Regions from separate parts of the Homo sapiens genome. Here region 2 is linked to region 1. Evidence: read pairs that join two places in POLR2A ChIA-PET (ENCODE). Cell type or tissue: OCI-LY7. All regions are shown on one strand. Each heading gives the region's core, and the rest is flanking DNA. Links, peaks and the distances in the headings are about the cores only. Region 1 overlaps EXOC6 (exocyst complex component 6). Region 2 overlaps KIF11 (kinesin family member 11).

What was found. ChIA-PET counts read pairs that join two places held together with the same protein. Peaks named below come from ENCODE experiments on the same cell type or tissue, not always from the same donor. Only the 100,000 strongest peaks of a DNase experiment are listed, where the experiment ranks them.
Region 2: POLR2A ChIA-PET joins it to region 1 with 8 read pairs; 2 of 35 experiments call an interaction of 5 or more read pairs at or near these places.

The regions. Positions count from the first base shown.
Region 1 is chr10:92,898,795-92,905,453 of GRCh38, forward strand. EXOC6 (exocyst complex component 6) reads left to right here. Exons shown (of 22, transcript NM_019053.6): 5 at 805-850. Among named protein-coding and RNA genes, the nearest start is that of EXOC6, 54 kb to the left of the region's middle. In OCI-LY7, for the core only: no CTCF peak of the experiment used is centred there; a DNase peak (open chromatin) is centred at 3,337; H3K4me3 peaks cover 383 bases.
Region 2 is chr10:92,638,361-92,645,019 of GRCh38, forward strand. It overlaps KIF11 (kinesin family member 11), which reads left to right. Exons shown (of 22, transcript NM_004523.4): 17 at 1,434-1,540. Among named protein-coding and RNA genes, the nearest start is that of HHEX, 48 kb to the right of the region's middle. In OCI-LY7, for the core only: no CTCF peak of the experiment used is centred there; no DNase peak of the experiment used is centred there.

The sequences.
Region 1 (6,659 bases), core at 1,712-5,711:
AACTTGGAGACCCCTAGGAGGAGTCATATGACTGTAGAAAAATCTGGAAAAAAATGTTGTCTGTCCATATTGTAGAGGGAAAGCAAAGTGTGTACTCATTCTGTACTTTGAAATTCTAAGTTTAAAGGGTAAAAAGGTTTAAAACCTTTTTAGTGACACTATATTATCTTGGCAAAGAATAATTTATTGAATAATTGCATTCCTTTCTATCAAACAATTGCATTTGATAGAAAGGATGAAATGAATAAAGATGCTTTGTTATGTTTATTTCTGGCTGTATTATAATTCACTCCTGCTGTAAGCTTTTGACGTTTTTCTTTCTTTGTGGATTTGGTATAAACTTTTGTTTATAGTGAGTTTAACACAAGTGTGTTATTTTATTTGGTATGTTGAGTCAAAAATCAGTGAATCTCACACTCAACTTTCTCTCTCAAATAACTAAAGTCTAAAGTTCCAGTTCTATTTCAGGGAAGAAATATTAGTAGTTTCTGGATAGGATAATTGTTAGTAGGCTAATGTCTCAGTTATACGTGGTTAGCATATACAAGTGTTCCAGGTTCAGTATAATACATTTATATGTATATATGTGTGTGTGTGTATATAATAAAATGTTCAGTATATAAGGAAATAAACATGTTTTCATATACTTGAAGTATTTAACATTTTATTTGAAAATATTAGCCTAACTCAAGTTGTAGAAGTCTAATGAATTTGTAATATACTCTTTCCTGCTTTGATTATTTTCATGTCTCAAAATATTTTCTTTTCATTTTGAAAGCTAAAATGTTATATTTTTTAATGCAGTGCTAGAAATGTACAGTAAGCTGAAAGAACAGATGAGTGCCAAAAGGTGAGTTGGTTTTTTTCCTATTGTTTTAAATAAGAATTTTTTTCTATTATTGAAAGGACAGATACATTTACTATAAATCATAGTGAATCATGAGTTTTGCTTTCTTCATTACACTAACCTTTGTACTTAAAATTTGCGCATCAGGATAATCCACTAAAGCAAATCTTAGCCTTTTATTAATAAATCATTGTCCTTTATAAATGATATCAAGGATTGGTAATGTTGATCAAGTACAAATAGCCGAACAGGAATGAAAATATTGATTAGCTTACCAACATACTAATATTGCATGTAACTAAGGGCTAAGTGCATATTGTGGAAGGAAAAGAGTGTAGGCAGTTATATTTTGACAGTCTGGGTGAATGTAGTAGTTCACATTCTGTTTTATAACTCAAATGCATATATGACAGTTGAAAAAGAAAGTAATTTAAAGTAGTTTATTGATTGCCATAGGAGCATTGGATATAGTGATGTTTAAAATATTTTAAAGACGAACAGTTTTGGCCAGGTGTCATGGCTCATGCTTGTAATCCCGGCACTTTGGGAGTCTGAGGCAAGGGGATCACTTGAACCCAGGAGTTTGAGACCAGCGTGGGCAATATAGGGAGACCTCATTTCACCTCCCCACCCCCTTCCCCCCAAAAAACAAAAGAAAAAAAACAAATGATTCAAAAGTAACATAGAAAAACCAGAATAAATTAGACAATTTGGACTAGGGAAAAAATGATTTCTTCTTGGTTAGTAACTACTTAATTATCAGAACACATCTTATACAGACCTATAGTAAAAGATGTGTGTATGTCCTGCTTCATTGTGCTACATGTTGAATTTCATTAGGCTTTACCAGTTAATACAATTTAGTAGAATGATTTTTTCCCTGTAATAAACAAGCCAAAAACTATTCTGAAAGTCTTATTTTCTTTCACGTATGTATTAATAATATATTCTCTTTTTAAATCAATGTTATATATCCTCACATTTTAAAGATTCAAATAATTTTCCTACGCGTTTGCTGCCAAAAAAAAAAAAAACAGATATCACCTTTCCTATTTCCCATTCACCATTCCTTCTTTATAGGAGCAAAAACTTTTACCTCTTTTAATGGATTATTTTGGTATTTATATTTATGTCTTTAAATAACTAACTTTTAATTATTACCATATTATTTTCCAGTTTGGGGCATTATCGGTTTTTCAGTAATATAATCTAATATTTATACTCACATTTTCTCAACTATCCCCAAAATGTCTTACGTCTTTTTCCCTCCCTGAAAACATTGATTTGTATGTGTTCTTTTGTCCCTTTTAATCTAGAACAGTCCTCCTGTTCTTTGTTTTTTTCATGGAAGAGTGCAGGTCAGTTCTCTTGTAGACCAGGGCATTTTGGATTTATCTAGTTGTTTCTTCATGTTTAGATTCAAGTTAAAAGGTTTTGGCAAGAGTATAGCATAAGTGATACCTCACATTGCATGACATCAGGAGGCTTATAAAGTCATGTTGTCCTTAGGTTATGCTAAATTTGATCATTTGGTTAAGGGGAAGTCTACCAGATGTCTTTTGAAAAGGTATATTTTTCTCTTTGCAATTAATAAGTAATATGTGGGTCCTGTTTCCTAACAGGTTTTCACCCAGTAGTTTTATCATTCTTGCCTTAATCCGTTATTATATTGGATTTACAAGATGTTGATTTAAAAAATTCTATTATTTCTTAAACATTTATTAACTGGCTGTTTTATATATAAAGAAGAGCTTTTTATTCCCCACCACCACCTTTTTTCTTTTTTTCCGATTATGGCTGTGAACTTACGCATTTTTAAAATAAATATATTATAATTTATTATTGTCATTATTCATTTTGATGCACAAATTGTTTCAAATTTAACAAGAGAAACTTCTCAAGCCAATTCCTGTGTCTTTGTCTTTGAGTATTTTTGTGTTTATTGTATCGTAAGATGTTCCAAGCTCTCATTGTGCCTTTTTTTTTTTTTTTTGCCTCAGATCTGGAAGCAGCCATTCTCCAGGGTACCCTAGCTCCTTTTAGTATTAATGGTATTTAGAAACTAAGATGTATGGGTTGGGAGCAGTGGCTCACACCTGTAATCTCAGCACTTTGGGAGGCTAAGGCAGGTGGATCGCTTAAGCTCAAGAGTTTGAGACCAGCCTGGCCCGTATGGTAAAACCCCATCTCTACTGAAAAAAAAAAAAAAATAGCTGAGCGTGGTGGCGCGTGCCTGTAGTCCTAGCTACTGGGGGGTTGGTGGGGGGTGGGTGCTGAGGCAGGAGGATCTCTTGAGACAGGGAGGCAGTTGCAGTGAGCTGAGATTGAGCCACTGCACCCCAGCCTGGGTGACAGCAAAACCCTGTCTCAAAGAAAAACAAAAACAAAAACAAGGAACTAAGATGTATGTGCTAGGTGGACTTATTACACACACACACATACACACACACACACACACACAGTTTGAAGTTGTTAGTTTGTGACCTACCTTTTCTCTCTTTTAGAACATTCTCTTTGTCCTCTGTGGTCTATCATTTCCTGATGATGTCCTTTGATGTGGTGGGTACTTTTTGTGGTGGGTACTTAGTGAGCCTTCTTTTAATCTGGAAATTATCCTTTAATCTCATAATATCCTTAAGCATTAGGAAGTTTTTTTGAATTATTTTTTTCTTTCTGTTTTCTTATTTCTCTAGGATATTAATAGTTCAGTCTTCTAGATTGGTTCTCTAATTTTCTTATCTCTTCTTTGACATTTTAAAATCTCTTTGTCTGCTTGCTCTTTTTTCTATGAGATTATTTCATCTTTACCTTCCAAAGGTGGTGCTGATTTTTAAAAATTTCTGCTAATTTTTAATTTCTAGGAGCTCTTTTTTGATCTCCAAATTTTTTTTTCAGGTAGCCTCTTGTGTTTGCTTTTTAGAGATTCTTGGAGTTGTAGACTTATGACTTGTACATTTTTGTTTATGTTATACTAAAATAAACACACCTGTGTAGCCACCAAGTTTAAGATGTTGAATGTTATTGCTACCCAGAAGCTTTCTTATACTTCCTCACAGTCACTGCCACCAAAACAAGATGAAGAATACTTCCATTACCCCCACAGTTTGCTCATACCTCCTTCCAATTTCTCCTCCCTTCTCTAGAAATAACCACTTTCTGATTTTTAACATCATAGGTTAGTTTTGTGTGTTTTTAGAATTGATATAAATGGAATCTTCTTCACTCCCGATAATGTTTTTAAAATTCGTCTGTGGTTGCATAATTTCTTTTTATTGCTAGAATTTGTTTATCTATCCATTAGTTGCTATTTGGGTGGTTTCAGGTTTGCAGGTATTATGAATAAGACTGCCATGAAATTAAGGTACAAGTCTTTTTTATAGGGATATGTTTATATTTCCATTTAGTAAATATATAGGAGTAGAATTGCTCAGTGATAACATAAATGAATGCTACACTTTTTAAGAAACCGTTAAATACTTTTCTATTTAAAATATGATTTGAAAAATAGACTTTAAAAATATAATTTAAAAAATAATTATTTTAGTAGTACCATTTACGCTTCCATTAGCAATGTATTAATATAAGAATTTCATTTGCTCCACATCCTTGCAAACGTATGGTGTTTAATTAGTTTGTTCTAGTTGAGCCATTTTGGTAAGTATAAAATAGTATCTCATTGTTTCAATTTGCATTTTCCTGATGACTGATTGTTTATAGATCAGAATAAACAAATTTTTTTTTTTTTTACCATCAGTGAAATCAGAGGTAGAAAAATCATGGGTTTAGACTGTAGAAAGAAAGGATTTAGATTAGACACAATCCAGGGCATCTAGATGATAAAGGTTTGGGAATGTTGAATTTCAGTGGCAAGAAAACCTTTGGAATTGGCTTATCTAGAGATCTCTAAGTGTCATAAGTGCCTTTTTGTTTGGTATTTGGCTGTTTGTATGTTTTCTTTTGTGAAGTGTCTGTTCACATCTTTTGCTTTTTTTTTATTTAATAGATTTTATTTTTTAGAGCAGTTTTAGGTTTACAGAAATATTAAACACAAAGTACAGAGTTCCCATATACTTTTCCTCTTCTTTCTAAGCAGTTTTTCTGTTATTAATGTCTTGCATTAATATGGTACATTTACTTTAACTGATGAACCAATATTGACACATAAGTATTTACCAGAGTCCATAGTTTTACAGTAGAGTTCACTCTGTGTTGTACAGTTCTGTGGATTTTGGCAAACATATATCATGTATCCATTACAGTATCATACAGAATAGTTTCACTGCCTGAAAACTTTCCTGTGCTCCCTATCTTTCCCCATCCTTCCCTGCTGTGAACCCGTACCAATTACTGAACTTTGTACTGTTTCTATAGTTTTATCTTTTCCAGAATGTCAGATAGTTGAAATAATACAGTATATATATAATATGTTCAGACTGGCTTATTTCGCTTGGCAATATGCATTTAAGGTTCCTCTGTGTCCTTTTGTGACTTGATAACTTATTTCTTTTTTATCACTGAATAATACTACACTGTATGGATGAACCATAGTTTATCCATTCACCTTTGAAGGACATCTTGTTGCTTCCAAGTTTTGGCAATTGTGAATAAAGCTGCCATAAACATTTGTGTGCAGGTTTTATGCATGTAAATTTTCAATTAATGTGGGTAAATACCTGGGGATGTGATTGCTGGATCATATGGTAAGACTATGTTTAGTTTTGTAAGAATCTGCCAAACTGTCTTCAGAAGTGGCTGTACTATTTTGCACTCCCTCCAGAATGAATGAGAGTTACTGTTGCTCCACATCCTCCACAGGATTTAGTGTTGTCATTTTTTCGGATTTTGCCTATTCTAATAGGTGTGTAATGATATCTCATTGTTATTTTAATTTGTAATTCACTAATGACACATGATGTTGAGCATCTTCTCACATGTATGTCTTCTTTAGCGAGGTGTCCAAGTCTTTTGATCACTTTTTAATTTGGTGGCTTATTTTTGGATTGTTGAGTTTTAAGTGTGCTTTTTATATTTTGGATTCAAGTCCTTGATTCAATTTGTGTTTCGAACATATTTTCTCCCAGTCTGTGGCTTGTTTTTTCATTTTCTTAACAGTGTTTTTAAAGAGTAGGAAGTTTTAGTTTTAATGAAATTAAATTGGAAAAGTCCAGTTTACCTTTTTTTCTTTCCCTCATGCATTGTGCTTTGGTGTTTCTAAAAACTAATTGCCAAACCCAAGGTCATCTAAATTTTCCCTTGTGTTATCTTCTAGAGTCTTAGAGTTTTGTGTTTTACATTTAGGTCTATGATCTATTTTGAATTAATTTTTATAAAAAGTGAAGGTCACTGTTTACATTTATTTATTCACTTTTTTGCATGTGAATGTCCAGTTGTTCCAGCAGCATTTATTTAAAGAACGACTCTTTTTCCATTGAATTTCCTCAGTTAACTGTATTTGTGTATTTCTGTGCTTTCTGTTTCATTTTAACCTACTTGTTAATCTTTTCACCTTTACCATACAGTCTTTAATATTATAACTTTATACAGTATTAAGTCTTGAAGTTGGGTAGTGTCAGTCTATCCTTCAACTTTGTTCTTCAATATTGTGTGGCTATTCTGGGTCTTTTGCCTGTCTATATGAACTTCAGAATCACATTGTTGATATTCACAAAATAAGTTGCTGGGGTTTTGATTGGGATTGCATTGAATCTGTAGATCAAGTTGGGGAGAACTGATATCATCAGTTGATGATATTGAGTCTTCGTATTCATTAATATGGAATATCTTTCCATTTATATAGATTTTCTTTAATTAT
Region 2 (6,659 bases), core at 894-4,893, 260 kb before region 1:
ATACTACCTGAAAAGCATCCATGTTTGAGTGGCTCTTTTGTGTGTTTTTTGGCAACTTAAAACTGCAGCATTTTCTCATACATCTACATAGGGTATTTCCCTTAAACCCGTTGAGAACTTTTTAGGTGTATATTCTAAGGCTGATCCCCTTTTTATAAATTTGCTGTTTTGAAATGCTTAAAATTGTTAGACAGCTCTTTAAAAAAACAATACAAAAAAATCTGATCTGAAAAGTATCTTAGCATGAATGGTTTGGCTTTCCTGGCTTTAAGGAAGCAAGTTCAGTATGTGAGCTATTTCTTAGGTTTTCCAGAACTTGAAATGAGCACTACTAAAATAATTATGTAAAACTTTGAACACATTTACATATAGATAAATATAATACCTGCATTAGCATTCAAATTATTAATCTGATAATACCTTTGAGACTAGTAAAAATACTGACAGACTTTATTCATAATCAGAATGTTAGATATGTATTGTCAACTGATGTGTTATTCAGAGATACTGGCCAACCAGCAGACTGAAGAGTGAATAAGAATGTTGGATGCATTTTCAGCTCTTCTTTGGTCATTAGGATGGCTTCTTCATTTTGCAATGTAGCATGTTATATGCCTATAAGAGCTTGTTTTCAAAGATGTAAAATATGAGCAAAGATAAGACTATTTACATTTTGTTAATATGATCCAACTAGGTTCTGTAACATTTTTTAGCTCCAGTAATTGATAATATTTTTGGATTGCTTGACCCGTTAGTATATCACATTAATTTTCCCTTCTAGCAGTGTTATCAGTTAAAAAGCAACTATATATATCTGTCAAAGTGGGTCTTAAACATAATGTGATATATGGGTTGTTTGATTAGTTTTGAGGTACACTGAAAGTAATTTGTTACTTACAGCTAAAATAGTAAAGTTTGCTAATTATTTACTTTTTAAAAAATCCTGGCTGGATGTGATGGCTCATGTCTGTAATCTCAGCACTTTGAGAGGCTGAGGCAGGGTGATCACTTGAGGCTAGGAGTTCAAGACCAGCCTGGTCAACATAGCGAGATCACGTCTCTACAAAAAAAATTTGTTTAAATTAGCCAGGCATGGTGGCTCATGCCTGTGTAGTCCCAACTACTTGGAGGCTGAGGAAGGAGGATCCCTTGAGCCCAGGAGGTTGAAGCTGCAGTGAGCCTTGATTGTGCCACTGCACTACAGCTTGGACAACAGAGTGAGACCCTGTCTCTAAAAAAAAAAACAAATCCTACATTTTAATATCACTTCCACTGCTTTCCTCTGTAGAAGAAAGGTAAAGTTAACTTTATCTCTTGTCAAGAATTTATATAATTCTCACCTATGGACAATACTTCTTGTTTTGTTATCAGTCATAAAAAATGTTCAAGTGTCATAATTTTAAGTCTCTTCACTTCCCACACCTTTCTTACAGGAACTTTGCAAGTTAATGAATCTTTGGACAGAGAGATTCTGTGCTTTGGAGGAAAAGTGTGAAAATATACAGAAACCACTTAGTAGTGTCCAGGAAAATATACAGCAGTAAGCTATTTTTAAATTCTCTTAAACTTTTCTGTAAGTCTGAAATTATTTAAGAAGAAAAAGCTTTAAATAGTACAAATAATTCCTCTGTGTACTTTCAAATTTCTCTTTTGTTAATATTTTATTATGTATGTGTGTATGTATATATATACATGCATATAAATGTCTTTTCATTGCGTATTTGTGCTCTCTTTTAAGACATTGAAAAACCTGGCTGTTACCCACAATATATTTTCGAATTTCCTCAATCTTAGAAAACACACTAAGTAATTTCACAATTTCTAACCTATATTACTGATGAAAAATATACTAACTAGAGCAGGGTTTGGCAAACTGTGGCTAGCAGGCTGGATGCCTGTTATTGCAAATAATTTCATTGGACACTGTTTACATGTTGTCTTTGGCTGCCTTTGCACTGCAGTGGCAAAGTTGAGTCATTGCATCCAGGTCATTGAACAATAGCCTAAAATATTTGCTATCTGGCTTTTCAAGAAAAAGTTTGCTGATTCCTGTATTAGGGTTTTGTTTTTTGTTTTTGTTTTTGTTTTTGCGACGGAGTCTTGCTCTGTCACCCAGGCTGGAGTGCAGTGGAGTGATCTCAGCTCACTGCAAGCTCCGCCTTCCAGGCTCACGCCATTCTCCTGCCTCAGCCTCCCGAGTAGCTGGGACTACAGATGCCCGCCACCATGCTTGGCTAATTTTTTGTATTTTTAGTAGAGAGGGGTTTCACCATGTTAGCCAGGATGGTCTCGATCTCCTGACCTCGTGATCCGCCCGCCTCGGCCTCCCAAAGTGCTGGGATTGCAGGCGTGAGCCACCACGCCCGGCTCTGTTTTGTTTTTTCAGACAAAAACAAACAGCCTGCTCTGTAGCCCAGGCTGAAGTACAGTGGCGCGAGTGCAGTGGTGTGATCTTGGCTCACTGCAACCTCTGCCTCCTGAGTTCAAGTGATTCTCCTGCCTCAGCCTCCCGAGTAGCTGGGATTACAGGCACATACCACCATGCCTGGCTAATTTTTTGTATTTTTAGTAGAGATGGGGTTTCGCCACGTTGGCCAGGCTGATCTTGAACTCCTGGTCTCAACTGATCCTCCTACCTCGGCCTCCCAAAGTGCTGGGATTGCAGGTGTGAGTCACTGCTCCCAGCCTGTATTAGAGTTTAATGTTGCTTTGTAGCCTCATTGCTTGCCAGTTCCGCATACTTAACATACACTACAGTCAGACCTATGTTTTCTTTTAGGAATTTTATAACTTTATGGTTTAACATTTATATTCATGATCCATTTAAAAATTTTTATAAAACATAGGAGATTTGTCAAGTTTCAGTTTTTTGCCTATTGAGTATTCTATACTCATGAGGAGAAAGATACTATATTTACCCTATTTTTCCCCATTTAATTCTGAAATTAAACTTCCTAAAGTTTCAAGCTTTCTTTGGTGGGAAGTAGTCTTTAAGGGTGGGTCTGCTGGACAGAAATTGTTTTTCTTTGTCTAAGAATGTCTTGATTTCCCCTTCATTCCTGAAAGGTATTTTCACTGGCTGTGGAATTCAGGGTTGACAATTATTTTTTTCCAGCATTTGAAATATTTCCATTTTCTTCTGGCCTCTATGAAATGAGAAATCCACTGCCATTCAAGTAATTGTTCCCTTATAGGCAGTCTCCCTATAGCTGCTTTCAAAACTTTTTTGTCTTTAGAAACTTGATTATATTTTGTCTACTTATATTTCGTTGAGTTTATTCTATTTGGGTTTTGTTTAGCTTCTTGAATCTGTAGGCTTATGCCTTTCACCAAAACTTGGGAAATTTTCATCTATTAATTCTTTGAATATTTTTCAGCCCTATACTCTTTTTCATCTGCCCCTATGACTTTGATGACACAAATGTTAGATCTTTTATTTTGGTCCCTCAGGAGATATGTAGAATATATTTCTTATAGATACATATATTCTCTTTGTTGTTCACATTGGGGAAATTCTATTGATCTGTCTTCATATTCACTGAGTCTCCTTCTGTCATCTCTAACCTACTGTTAAACCCATTCAATGAGGTGTTTTTTCAGTTATTGCTTTTTTATTTTTAGTTTTATAATTTTCATTTGCTTTTTTTATACCTTGTTTCTTAGCTAGGATTTTTTTCTTTTCCAGGAGTATTTTAATTTCTTTTTGGAGCATTTTTTGATGGCTGCTTTAAAATCCTTGCCAGACAATTCCAACATCTGAGTTTTCTTGTTGTTGCCATCTATTGATTGTCTTTTCTCATTCAACTTGTGATTTTTGTGGTTCTTGATATATGATAAGTGATTTCCTATTGTACCTTGAAGATTTTGGGTATTATGTTAGGAGATTCAGGATCCTATTTAAGTATTTTTTAGCTGGCATTCACCCTGTTTAGGCTTAGCATACAGATCCAGGCTCACTTTTATGGGCTGTGGTTCCACTGACAATTTAGTTTTTAGAGCCCTTGCAGTGTTATTCTGATAATGCTTTGTTTGTGTGCTACCCACATGAGAAAAATTTGTATTCTGCTTTTGTTGCATGAAGTGTTCTGTATGTGTCACTTTGATCAAGTTGATTGATAGTGCTATTCAGGTCATCCACGGCCTTACTGAGTTTCTGCCTATTTGTTCTATCAGTGACTTAGAGAGGAGTATTGAAATCTCTAATTGTAGATTTATCTATTTTTTTTATTAGTTCTATCAGTTTTTGCCTCGTGTATCTGAAACTCTGTTGTTGGGTGCATATACATTTAGGATTATTATATCTCCTTGGAGAATTGACCTCTTTATCATTATGTAATATCCACTTTTATTTCTGATAAGCTCTTGTTCTGAAGTCTGTTTTGTCTGAAATGAATACAGGTTTTCTAGCTTTCCTTTGATTGCTATTTGTATGATGTATCCTTCTCCATCTCTTTACTTTTGGTCTAAGTCTTTATATTTAAAGTGGGTTTCTTATAGACAGCATGTAGTTGGGTCTTGCTTTTTCATCAAATTTATAATCTATGATGTTTTATTTTTATTTATTTATTTGAGACAGAGTCTTGCTCTGTGGCCCAGGCCGGAGTACAGTGGTGCAATCTTGGCTCACTGCAACCTCTGCCTCCCGGGTTCAAGTGATTCTCCTGCCTCAGCCTCCTGAGTAGCTGGGGCTACAGGCACACACCACCATGCCCAGCTAATTTTTAAATTTTTACTAGAGATGGGGTTTCACCATGTTGGCCAGGCTGGTTTCGAACTCCTGACCTCAAGTGATTTACCTGCCCTGGCCTCCCAAAGTGCTGGGATTATAGGTGTGAGGCACTGCACCCAGCTGCCTTTCCTCATTTAAATTGAGCACTTTTTATGTTTTTATCTCTTCCATTGACTTATTTATACTTTTTAAATATTCCCTTTTTAGTAGTATGTCTAGGATTTAAAGTATACATTTTAAGATAATTTGAATTTGTATACATTTTAAGATAATTTGAATCCATTATCAAATAATTTGCTGTTTCATGTGTAGTGAAAGGACATTATAATAGTATATTCCTGTTTCCTCTTTCCCGTTTGTCATTATTTTCATATGTTTTACTTAGGTGTTTATATGTGCAATAAACACCTAATACATTGTTACTTGAATTGCTTTATCTATTTTCTTTTTTAATGTATCTACTAGATTTTTTTTTTTTTTTTTTTGAGAGGGAGTCTTGGTCTGTCACCCAGGCTGGAGTGCAGTGGTGCAATCTTGGCTCACTGCAACCTCTGCCTCCCAGGTTCAAGCAATTCTCCTGCCTCAGCCTCCCAAGTAGCTGGGATTACAGGCACCTACCACCATGCCCGGCTAATTTTTGTATTTTTAGTAGAGACGGGGGTTTCACCATATTGGCCAGGCTAGTCTCAAACTCCTGACCTTGTGATTGCCCGCCTCAGAAATTTTTAATTGCATATGTGGCTTCTATTATACTTCTGTTGAACAGTGCTGTTCTGGAACTCTAGCTATCATTTATATATCCCTACCTAACTTCTGTCATTTGTTTTTCAACCCTGTTTTTGATCCTGTTAAGTATAGCATGTTCCATTGTGAACTCTTCCTATATGCTGAATCAAAAAAGTATGTCCTACTTTTTATTCCTAGTATCTAGACTGATGGATTTCTAGGCCATTCCATAGCCGTGGAGGAAATACTAGAGTAGGATTGAAGTAGGAAGGGAAGTATGATATACTTTCTTAAGGCCCATGCAAATCATTTTTCCTGCTTTCCTGACATTTATTGTCTACACCAGAGTTTCCCAGTATGGTCTAGGGACTTTGTATTCATCACCCAGGAATCTAGGTGATGTTTATGTACACACTGCACATAACTGCGTTTGGCATTTATTGTCATGGCTTATAGTACTTTTAACTCAATCTCGTCTTCCCATTAAGTTGTGAGATTTTGTTTTGTTTTTTTTATTTGAGACAGAGTCTTGCTCTGTCGCCCAGGCTGGAGTACAATGACACAATCTCAGCTCACTGCAACCTCTGCCTCCTAGGGTCAACCAATTCTCCTGCCTCACTCTCTCCCAAGTAGCTGAGATTACAGGCACCCACCACCACGCCCGGCTAATTTATTGTATTTTTAATAGAGACAGGGCTTCACCATATTGGCCGGACTGGTCTCTAACTCCTGACCTCAGGTGATCCACCTGCCTCGGCCTCCCAAAGTGCTGGGATTAGAGGTGTGAGCCACTATGCCTTGCCCTTTTTTCAGTCATTGTGACTTTCACGTGTAGGTTTGGTTTTTAACATCTTTGCTGACTCACTTGGTTTACCCACGTGGTGTACCATCTAGTGGTAATAGAGAGTCACTTCATTCCACAAGGTTTAAATCTTGTAAGATAACTTGGAATGCTATTATAGGGCAACTTACCGAGATGGAAATTATCAATGAATTTTAAATGTATGTCTAACCAACATTAATATTATATCAAGTTTATGTTACATTGTTCTATATGTATAATTTGTCACACCCCAATATAATTTTAATTATTAGAAAGCTTTATAGCTAATTTAAACATAACATTTGTAATGTTCATGATTTGTTTTACATACTAGGCAAGGGAAACTGCTTAATAACAGAATAAATGACTGATTGTCCAATT